2 separate regions of the Homo sapiens genome follow, and region 1 is linked to region 2. Evidence: chromatin loops called from intact Hi-C (ENCODE). Cell type or tissue: transverse colon. All regions are shown on one strand. Each heading gives the region's core, and the rest is flanking DNA. Links, peaks and the distances in the headings are about the cores only. Region 1 overlaps CELF3 (CUGBP Elav-like family member 3). Region 2 has its middle 13 kb from the start of SNX27.

Region 1 (5,365 bases), core at 104-5,103, 110 kb after region 2:
AAGGTCTTTTCCTCGTGAAAGGAGGAGGGTCTCTGTGGCTGACTGGCAGAGAGGCAGCCCTCAGGGCTCCCCCACACCCTCCTTAGAGGGGGCCCTTGGGGGAGGCAGTGAGTTTTAGGGCTGGGAGCCCAGGAATCAGGGATATCCTACCTCTAGCTGAGGGTGGAGGGGAGTGAGAGCCAGCTTCCAAGAAACCCCTAATGTGGGGAAGAGGCTGGGGTGAGGGTGAGCTGGGAGTGTGTGGCAGGCCCCTGCGGCTCTCCTGGGGCCTGCACGGGTAGAACAGGCCCACTGTTGGGGGAGGCAAGTACAAACGCTGGGTACAGAAGGCCTGTCACAGGAGCCCAGCAGAAGGCAGATACCCCGGAGCCTTCGAGCCTGTTCCTCGCTCCCTCACAAAGGCCAAAAGGGCATCTAGGAGGAAATGGGCCCTTGGAGCCAGGGAAGCATAGCCATGGCCCTTCAGAGAGGCAGGGGGGTGGGAGGGGCCGGTGTCTTGTGCCCCCGGGGGCCACGAAGCAGCGTTTGCCCCAGAACCCAGTCAAGGCCCAGGGCAGGTGTGCGGAGAGGGCCGGGGCCAGTCGTGGGAAGAGGGTGTGAGGCGCCCCTTCCTCTGGGATCTCCAGACCTGTGAAGGAAGAAACATGGGTGAAGCATGGGGAAGAGACCCCCGATGCGGATCACGGGCTCTGGGGGAGGGGAGGGGGCTGGGGTGAGTGACAGCATCTAGGATGGGGCTGCCTGAGGAAGGCAGATCATCAGGCCTCAGTCCAAACGGACCCATCTGCCCCCACCCCCAGCCATGAGAGCAGGGATAGAGGAGACAGGAGGGAGGGGGCAAACCATACAGGAAACCAAACGGTATTAGGAAGGAAATAGATAGCCCATGAGAAAAATAAAGACTGGAGGGGGAGAGAGGCAAAGAGATGACAACAGACAGGCAGGCAGAGAAATCGAGAGAGAGACAGAGAAGGGGGTGCGTGTAAGAGACAGACACCTGGAAAAAGAAAGGGAACACCCGCAGAGAAGGCCAGGGCAGAGCCCAGGTCACGGCTCAGGGATGGAGTCTCATGGGGTGAGACCACCCCCGGCCCCCAGTTAGTGCTCTCATTCCTTTTTGGAAAGGAACACAGAAAGCAAGAGAAATGCACAGAACACAGACCACAGTCACCAACCACTGTAGACCAAGCACGTCCCGCGAGCTGCCCCCGGCCCTGACCTTGGGCTTGGGGGTGCTTCCCTCCGCGGCCCCTCCCCAAAGAACAAACAATCGGCTCCAAAGACAACACGCTCGTTCCATGCAACTTACAGGGGCCCGGAGCAGGGGTCCGGGGATGGGGGCTTCGGCCGACAATGGACACGGGCCCTGGGCTGGGGGGGCCCCCAGGGTTGGGGGAGTTAAGCAGCCAGGATTGGGGGGAAAGGGGAGAAACAGAAAATGTGGGTATTTTTCTTGGGTTGTGTTTTCTCAAGGGTTTGGTCCAAAGGAGATTAAACAGTGCGAAAGTAACCAAGGCTCACAGCTCTGTGGCCATGAGGTTGAGGTGGTGGCCAGCAATGGGGTGGAGGAGACCTAAGTAAACTTCACAGGCGGCGCGACATTTCAACCTCTTCCACCTAAACCAGAGCAACTCCCAAGAGGCCTGAAAATGGGCTCCCCCAGTCTGTCCTGTGCACTCTGCTGCCCCATGGGTCTGCTGCTACATGGGAAAAATCACCTGAAGTCCAGGGAAACCAGGGCTGATGTCCTCACTTCTCAGGACAACAGAGATTCTAGGAGCCAAGGATTCTAGGGCCCTCTGGCACCCTCAGCCAACCCCTTAATCCTCCAGTCCTGTTCCCCTAATTCCACTCTAACCCGAAGGAAAACCAGAAAGAGACACACACAGACATGGACACTGACCAGACAAACGAGACCAGATATTGTGGAAGGTCCAGGGAGTGGACACATATATACAAAGACTTGGCTCTTTCTGGGGTCACGGAGGGTGTGTGTGTGTGAGAGAGAGAGAGAGAGAGAGAGTGACTCAGATTATTGAAAAACAGCTGAGGGAGCTGCCCCAGCCCCCTGCTTCAAGTGCCCAGGGTCAAGGGTGGGGTGGGCATCCCTGAGGGTGGTGGAGGACAGGGGTTGGGGGTGTAGTCCAATCGAGGGCCCTGGCTGCAGTGTGTGAAGCTGGGGAGGGAGGCCACAACGGAGCGGGACCCACCTGGGGGCCCTCAGTAGGGCCGGTTGGCATCCTTAGGCCGCTTTAGCTGGACTTTGAGGCGCTTCATGCCGATCTGGAAGCCATTCATGGCCTGGATGGCAGCCTGGGCACTGGCCGGATTGTCGAAACTCACAAAGCCTGGGGTGAGAGGGGCATAAGGCCCGGCCCAGCCCCACCTCGCTCTTCCGTGCTTAGGAGACCTCTGGCACTACCCTGTGTCTCCCAAGTGTCCCAAATGCCTAGAAAGCTGCCTGCCACATAGCAGCATTCCTTAGGAATTTGTTGATTGATGGGTTGAATGGATGAATCCAGTCCAGCCACTCCAACTACCACATTCTTCCCAGCATTCTGTGCCAGTGACCCCTTCCTCTGCCTGGATAGCTCTGAGCCTGCCCTTTGAAAACGGCCACTTCCAGACCCTAAATGGCTTCTGAAGCAGAGAAGAACATTCCCTTTCTCCCCTGAGGAAGACTTTCAAAGATGTGAAGGCAGCTAAAACCGACTCCCCAAGCCCACCTTTTGCAAACCAAACATCCCCAGACCATAAGCCTATTTCAGACCTCATGGGACATGAATTTGGCCAGTTTTTAAGAGAAACGCTGAAGGAAGAAGAGATGGGCCGAGGCAGCAGCTGGGTGTGGCATGTTGGGTGTGTCAAAATGGCTCTTTTGTACTCTTGGATAATCAGTATTTCAAATACTGGGTCCACTGTGACCATAAATGCCTTCAAATATATTAGACCTTGTCCTGATTTGGAGTATGGCAAAAAATGTGCCATATCATATTCTTACCAAAACATTTGCTTTGATTGGTGGCTCGGTCAACAAAGACTTTGGCTGAGATGACGTGGCCAAAGGGGACAAACATCTGGAGGATCTCTGAGTCAGTGAACTCCTGGGGCAGGTGGTAGATGAAGATGTTGCAGCCATCAGGGCCTGGGTGGCGACAGAGACAGAAGAAAGAGCTCAGTGACTGGGAGGCACACACCCCAGAAGCAAATGTCCCAGGGAAAGCAGATCCTGGGAGTGCCCTCCAGTCCCAGTCCTTGACAGTGTGGGCCAAGTCTCCGGCCACTCCCTCCCCACTTGCTTTCATCCTGACACGTGGGCAAGAGCTGGGCTCAGCGCGGGGTGACAGGGAGTCCCCAAGCCCATAACGAGGGCATTCCTGTCTCCCAAGGCCCCAGCCAGCACCTTCTCTTTGCTGCTGCTGCTGTTGCTGCTGCTGCTGCTGCTGCTGCTGTTGAGGTGGTGGTGGGGGCTGCTGGGCGACCAGGGCTGGAGGCTGCGGGAACGCAGGTGCAACCAGGCTGTAGGCTGCTGGGTAGGCTGCTGGGGTGGGGAGAAGAGAGAGGCTGATGGGGCTTCCCTGACTTCTTGAGCCCTCCCAGCCAACCCTGTCTCCCTTCCCCTAGCCCAGGCCAGTGGCACCTGCAGGGCTGAGAGGTGGTCAGGGAAGGAGCTGCCTCAGACCCCTGGGTGTGCTGCCCTTAAAGACCCCTCCCCACAGTTGGGCTTGTCAGTAAAGCCTGAAGAGGGTGATTGGCAGGGAGCCAAGAAGCCCAGACCCAGTTACTGGGCCTCTTTTCCTCCTGCCACCTCTCCCACCTGAGCAGGGGCCCTGGCTAGGGCGCCTCACCTGTGTAGTGCTGCATCCCCGCGTAGGCCTGCTGCAGGGGGTCCACGGGGGCCGCGGGGCTCTGGGCTGGGGAGAGCAGCACAGACTATGAGCGTGGACCTGGCACACAGTGGGGGCCCTCAGTGCCTCTCTGGGCCTCTGGGCCGAGGCCAGGCAGGTGGGGAGCAGAGCTTCTCTGGGCATGGGGTGTGAAGTGAGAAGGCAGAAATGCACAAAGCAGTGGGAAGAGGGGAAAGAGCCCAGCGTTAGGAAGACTTGGGTCTGACTGTCTTGCAACCCTGGACAGGTCGCTTCACTGCTCTACACCTCAGCTTCCTGGCCGAGCCCAACAGGAAGGATCATCCCCGCCCAGGATGGCAGGGCAGGAGGAAGCACCTGTACCCCCAAAGCTGGGAGGGAAGGTGTGTCCTGCCTCCCTAATGGGAGTGGTGGTTTAGATGGTTGCTGGGACGGAGTGGGCAGGCAGAGAGTCCCACCTGGGTAGGGGTGAACCCCGTTGGGATACAGAGCATCAGGGGCAGGCTGCCCAGTGGGCTGGGTGGGCACCGGGCTGTAGCCGTTGACGCCCAGGGCAGCCGGAATGGCAGAGACAGGCGTGGCAGCGATGGCAGGAGGGGTGCTGGTTCCTGGGGAGGAGAAAGCGACAGGGAGAGAGCAGAGGAGCAGACACACACACAGGCAGAGAACCAGTCAGCAAGTCTGTGGGCAGAGGGGAGGAAGCAGGCCTCTCTGACCCCTGAGTCCCTCCCAGACCCCGAGGCTTCCCTGAGCAATGCCCTGTGCCCCTCCCTACCCCTACCATGCTTAGCTCCCTTGCCCGGCCTTGCCCAGGCCATACCTGAGGATGGGGTGATGGGGGTGGCGATGAGGCCATTGGCATTGATGGCAGCCATGTGCTGCATCTGCACGGCAGCCATGGTGGCCATGGGGCTGAGGTAGGCACTGTGAGCCGCTACCAGGGCCGCCTGCTGCTGCATCAGCTGGGGGGAGGGGAGAGGAGAGTGGGGCAGGCCCCCTGTGCCCAAGCCTGGCTCCCTCCCAGCCCGGGGCCTTGGCATCGGGAGGGTGGGGGCAAGATACAGGGGGTCAGGAGGGCTGGCCCGGCATCAGGGGCAGTGCTCACGGCCTGGGTGTAGGCGCTGTAGGCTCCAAACTGGAGGGCGATGGGGCTGAACATGCCCAACTGGGTGGCCACCTGCTGCATGCGGCGGAGACCTCGCTCCTTCTCAGTGTCAGCAAACTTCACCACCAGGCTGGACGAGGCACCCTGGGCACGGGCCCACACACAGGTCAGAGGTGCAGGGTCAGGGTCTCTCCTCCCCAAAGCCCTCAGGACCTGGTCTCCATTCCACCCCCATGGCATGGCTTGGCCTCTCTGAGAGGGCGGCCACCATTTTGCGTATGAAAGATGGGGAGATATTAATCCCACTCTCTCCCTATGCTAGGATGTGCAAGAGGCTAGAAGAAAAAATGAGGAATGTGAAGGCACATGCTTGGAAAGTGAAAAGCCTACTGGA
Region 2 (5,365 bases), core at 210-5,209:
AGGATATCATCTTCATCTAGAAAAATAGTGTTGCTTACTCAGCAGCAATAGGACTAGAACTTCAATTTGTTTTTGCCTTCCTTCTCCCTGGGCCACGGAGGGGTCATGGTCGGGATTAAGCTGCCTGTGGCTTTACTCGTTCAGTCTCATTTCTGGACCTCTGCTACCTTGCCAGTTGTTTCTGAGACACACCATGTCCTTCTTCACCTCTCTGCCTTTCCATGTGTGCTTCCTTCGGCCTGAAATTCTTTTCCCTGCCTTATCCTTCTGAGAAGCTCCTAGTCATCCTTCAAAACCCCACTCAAATGACATCTGTTTGGTGAAGTCTTCTCTGACTCCCCAGAGAATCCCCAGACAGAGTTAATCATCCCTTATCAGGGCTCCCACAGCAGCTGGCACAAAACTTATCACAATGTACACTACTTGTTTGTTTTCATGTCTGCCTCTCCCCCAGGCCTGAGAATTCCTAAGGGAAGGGGTTGATTATTCATCTTCATGTCTGCAGCCCTGGCCCAGTGCCTGGCAGGTAGTAGGGACCCAGTCAGTGCTGGCAGAACTGAAGTAAGTTCTCCTTCCTGTAACCAGCAGAGTGTTTTTCCAGGTGGCTGACCAGGATCACTGAGCAAAAGACAATCACTCCATGAGGCAGCCCTGGGGCACTTGCCTGGCATCAGGAGCTCAACGCAGAGAACTGAATGCTAATGTTTAATGTTTGTGCACTGGAGGGCACACATCATTCAAAATTTGATGGAGGCTGTTTAGAATCTATTTTAATCCCAGAAGATGACATGTAAGGAGAAATTTTCTGATAGTGTGATTAAGCTCTGGGACATGAGTTAAAGGGGTGGTGGGTGTTGCAATGTTGAAGGTCTTTATAGTCTCTGATTTTTTCAGAAAAGACTGTGTGGAGTGAGTAGCTGAAATGTGAATAGATGACCTCTGATTTTAAGGTTATGTAATGGGATTGGATAGGTCTCTTGCTCGCTCTGGGCATTGGACATGGTGTGGGGCTTTGGTAGCTTCAGGTGGAATGACCTGGCCCTCCATGAATGAGTGTTGAGGTTGGACACACGGCTGCCACTTCTCTGTACTGCTCCCCACAGCTTAGCCTCATCTGCAAACTTCGGAGGGATCAGTCCATATGAGTACATATGTGTTGTCAGTAAATAGACTTTTCCAGAGCTGCCAGTATCAGCTGGTGCTCTGTGCTTGTGCTTCTCTTTGGCTCTCTCTGCCTCCTGGTCCCAAAGGCTCTTGGCGTGGATATGGGGATAGCCAGCTGTATTGAAAAAGGATGACTACACAACAAAAGAAGAAAGGTGAGGGTCACCTTCAAGGGGAAAGGTAAGTGGGTGTCATGGTTGATTCCATTCCGTGCTGGGGACTCCCTTGCAGGGCGTTCCTTGGGGGTGGAATTTTTTGACTTGTGCTTTAGTCAAAACAACCATGGGTCTGAGGAAAGAGGAGAGGATGGCACATGAGTAGGACAGAAGTGATCGCTAAGGCTGGGAAATGGCTGTCACTCACATATTAAAATAGCCCAAAAGCCCAACATTAGGGTTATTAGTGAAAATTTTTTCAAGTTTAGCACAATTTTTTTGCTCTATATCTTAAATAGCCTCACCATTGTATTAAACATTTTTTATCGTGGAAAAATATACATAACATAAAATTTACTATTTTAGCCTTTTTTTTTTCTGAGACGGAGTCTCGCTCTGTTGCCCAGGCTGGAGTGCAGTGGCGGGATCTCGGCTCACTGCAAGCTCCGCCTCCCAGGTTCATGCCATTCTCGTGCCTCAGCCTCCCGAGTAGCTGGGACTACAGGCGCCCGCCACCACGCCCGGCTAATTTTTTGTATTTTTAGTAGAGATGGGGTTTCACTGTGTTAGCCAGGATGGTCTCGATCTCCTGATCTCGTGATCTGCCTGCTTCGGCCTCCCAAAGTCCTGGGATTACAGGCGTGAGCCACTGTGCCCGGCCTATTTTAGCCATTTTTAAGCATACAGTTCTGTGGCATTAAGTACATTCACATTGTTGTGCAATCAACACCACCATCTATCTCCAGAACTTTTTCATCTCCCCAACTGAAACTCTGAACTCCTTAAATAACAACTCTCCATTGCCCACTCCTCCTTCCCTCTGGCAACAGCCATTCTACTTTCTGTCTGTATAAATCTGGCTACTCTATGAACCTTATATAAAAGGAGTTATACAATATTTGTCGTTTTGTGACTAGCTTTTTCATTTAGTATAATGTCTTCAAGGTTCATCCATGTTGTAGCATGTGTCTCACTGTTTTTGCTTTTGTTTTGTTTTTTGAGACGGAATCTTGCTCTGTCACCCAGGCTGGGGTGCAGTGGCGCGATCTCGGCTCACTGCAACCTCTGTCTCCCAGGTTCAAGCGATTCTCCCGCCTCAGCCTCCCGAGTAGCTGGGATTACAGGCACCCGCCATTATGCCCGGCTAATTTTTGTATTTTTGTGGAGATGGAGTTTCACCATGTTGGCCGGGCTGGTCTTGAAATCCTGACCTCAGGTGATCCACCCGCCTTGGCCTCCCAAAGTGCTGGGATTACAAGTGTGAGCCACCACGCCCAGCATGTCTCACTGTTTTTTAATTAAACAATTTTGATAAGCATGTCCTGCAAAATCATATTTATTGAAATTTCTCCATCTGTAGTTTATAGTTGGAGGGAACAAACTAAAGAGAAGTGCATTGAATATAATTGGCTGCTTGTCCAACTCCATCCTCCCCTGTCCCCCTCACTCCCATCCTTCTTTGACCCCCGGTTTTGTTCTGGTATTCACTGGCAAGCTCCTCACACTGGGATGGGTCTACTCTTTGACCCAGGGGTAAGTTTTGATTAGTTTAAGTCAATCATGGCATTTTTTTGGCCAATGATTAGTTTAGCAGATTATCATGTGATATACTTTTGTCTCATGAGACATGAGAGAAAGCTGATGCAAGGCTACTCGAAAGGGTTTCTTGCTTTTCCAATAGACTCAGGATGAAATTTCCTCCCTCTCCCTCTCCCTCTCCCTCTCCCTCTCCCTCTCCCTCTCCCTCTCCCTCTCCCTCTCCCTCTCCCTCTCCCTCTCCCTCTCCCTCTCCCTCTCCCTCTCCCTCTCCCTCTCCCTCTCCCTCTCCCTCTCCCTCTCCCTCTCCCTCTCCCTCTCCCTCTCCCTCTCCCTCTCCCTCTCCCTCTCCCTCTCCCTCTCCCTCTCCCTCTCCCTCTCCCTCTCCCTCTCCCTCTCCCTCTCCCTCTCCCTCTCCCTCTCCCTCTCCCTCTCCCTCTCCCTCTCCCTCTCCCTCTCCCTCTCCCTCTCCCTCTCCCTCTCTCCACGGTCTCCTTCCACGGTCTCCCTCTGATGCCGAGCCAAAGCTGGACGGTACTGCTGCCATCTCGGCTCACTGCAACCTCCCTGCCTGATTCTCCTGCCTCAGCCTGCCGAGTGCCTGCGATTGCAGGCGCGCGCCGCCACGCCTGAGTGGTTTTCGTTTTTTTTTTGGTGGAGACGGGGTTTTGCTGTGTTGGCCGGGCTGGTCTCCAGCTCCTAACCGCGAGTGATCCGCCAGCCTCGGCCTCCCGAGGTGCCGGGATTGCAGACGGAGTCTCGTTCACTCAGTGCTCAATGGTGCCCAGGCTGGAGTGCAATGGCGTGATCTCGGCTCGCTACAACCTCCACCTCCCAGCCGCCTGCCTTGGCCCCCCAAAGTGCCGAGATTGCAGCCTCTGCCCAGCCGCCACCCCGTCTGGGAAGTGAGGAGCGTCTCTGCCTGCCCCCCCATCGTCTGGGATATGAGGAGCCTCTCTGCCTGGCTGCCCAGTCTGGAAAGTGAGGAGCGTCTCTGCCCGGCCGCCATCCCATCTAGGAAGCGAGGAGCGCCTCTTCCCCGCCGCCATCCCATCTAGGAAGTGAGGAGCGTCTCTGCCCGGCCGCCCATCGTCTGAGATGTGGGGAGCACCTCTGCCCCGCCGCCCTGTCTGGGATGTGAGGAGCGCCTCTGCTGGGCCGCAACCCTGTCTGGGAGGTGAGGAGCGTCTCTGCCCGGCTGCCCCGTCTGAGAAGTGAGGAAACCCTCTGCCTAGCAACCGCCCCGTCTGAGAAGTGAGGAGCCCCTCCGTCCGGCAGCCACCCCGTCTGGGAAGTGAGGAGCCCCTCCGCCTGGCAGCCACCCCGTCTGGAAAGTGAGGAGCGTCTCCGCCCGGCAGCCACCCCGTCCGGGAGGGAGGTGGGGGGGGTCAGCCCCCCGCCCGGCCAGCCGCCCCGTCCGGGAGGTGAGGGGCTCCTCTGCCCGGCCGCCCCTACTGGGAAGTGAGGAGCCCCTCTGCCCGGCCAGTCGCCCCGTCCAGGAGGGAGGTGGGGGGTCAGCCCCCCGCCCGGCCAGCCGCCCAGTCCGGGAGGTGAGGGGCGCCTCTGCCCGGCCGCCCCTACTGGGAAGTGAGGACCCCTCTGCCCGGCCAGCCGCCCCGTCCGGGAGGGAGGTGGGGGGGTCAGCCCCCCGCCCGGCCAGCCGCCCCGGCCGGGAGGGAGGTGGGGGGGGTCAGCCCCCCGCCCGGCCAGCCGCCCCGTCCGGGAGGGAGGTGGGGGGATCAGCCCCCCGCCTGGCCAGCCGCCCTGTCCGGGAGGTGAGGGGCGCCTCTGCCCGGCCGCCCCTACTGGGAAGTGAGGAGCCCCTCTGCCCGGCCAGCCGCCCCGTCCGGGAGGGAGGCGGGGGGGGGGGGGGTCGGCCAGCCGCCCTGTCCGGGAGGGAGGTGGGGGGGTCAGCCCCCCGCCCGGCCGGCCGCCCCATCCGGGAGGTGAGGGGCGCCTCTGCCCGGCCGCCCCTACTGGGAAGTGAGGACCCCTCTGCCCGGCCAGCCGCCCCATCCGGGAGGTGGGGGGCGCTTCTGCCCGGCCGCCCCTACTGGGAAGTGAGGAGCCCCTCTGCCCGGCCACGACCCCGTCTGGGAGGTGTGCCTAGCGGCTCATTGGGGATGGGCCATGATGACAATGGCAGTTTTGTGGAATAGAAAGGCGGGAAGGGTGGGGAAAAAATTGAGAAATCGGATGGTTGCCGGGTCTGTGTGGATAGAAGTAGACATGGGAGACTTTTCATTTTGTTCTGTACTAAGAAAAATTCTTCTGCCTTGGGATCCTGTTGATCTGTGACCTTATCCCCAACCCTGTGCTCTCTGAAACATGTGCTGTGTCCACTCAGGGTTAAATGGATTAAGGGCGGTGCAAGATGTGCTTTGTTAAACAGATGCTTGAAGGCAGCATGCTCGTTAAGAGTCATCACCACTCCCTAATCTCAAGTACCCAGGGACACAAACACTGCGGAAGGCCGCAGGGTCCTCTGCCTAGGAAAACCAGAGACCTTT

The links. Peaks named below come from ENCODE experiments on the same cell type or tissue, not always from the same donor. Only the 100,000 strongest peaks of a DNase experiment are listed, where the experiment ranks them.
Region 1: it touches region 2 in a loop (31-fold over the local background); 8 of 110 quality-filtered maps call a loop at or near these places.

Annotation. Positions count from the first base shown.
Region 1 is chr1:151,702,821-151,708,185 of GRCh38, forward strand. It overlaps CELF3 (CUGBP Elav-like family member 3), which reads right to left. Exons shown (of 13, transcript NM_007185.7): 6 at 4,972-5,115; 7 at 4,687-4,828; 8 at 4,325-4,474; 9 at 3,849-3,914; 10 at 3,404-3,541; 11 at 3,002-3,145; 12 at 2,211-2,348; 13 at 1-628. The coding sequence ends at 2,221. Among named protein-coding and RNA genes, the nearest start is that of CELF3, 11 kb to the right of the region's middle. RefSeq lists enhancers at 2,878-3,378, 3,379-3,879. In transverse colon, for the core only: no CTCF peak of the experiment used is centred there; a DNase peak (open chromatin) is centred at 3,131.
Region 2 is chr1:151,596,264-151,601,628 of GRCh38, forward strand. No RefSeq gene overlaps it. Among named protein-coding and RNA genes, the nearest start is that of SNX27, 13 kb to the right of the region's middle. RefSeq lists a cis regulatory region at 1-729. In transverse colon, for the core only: no CTCF peak of the experiment used is centred there; no DNase peak of the experiment used is centred there.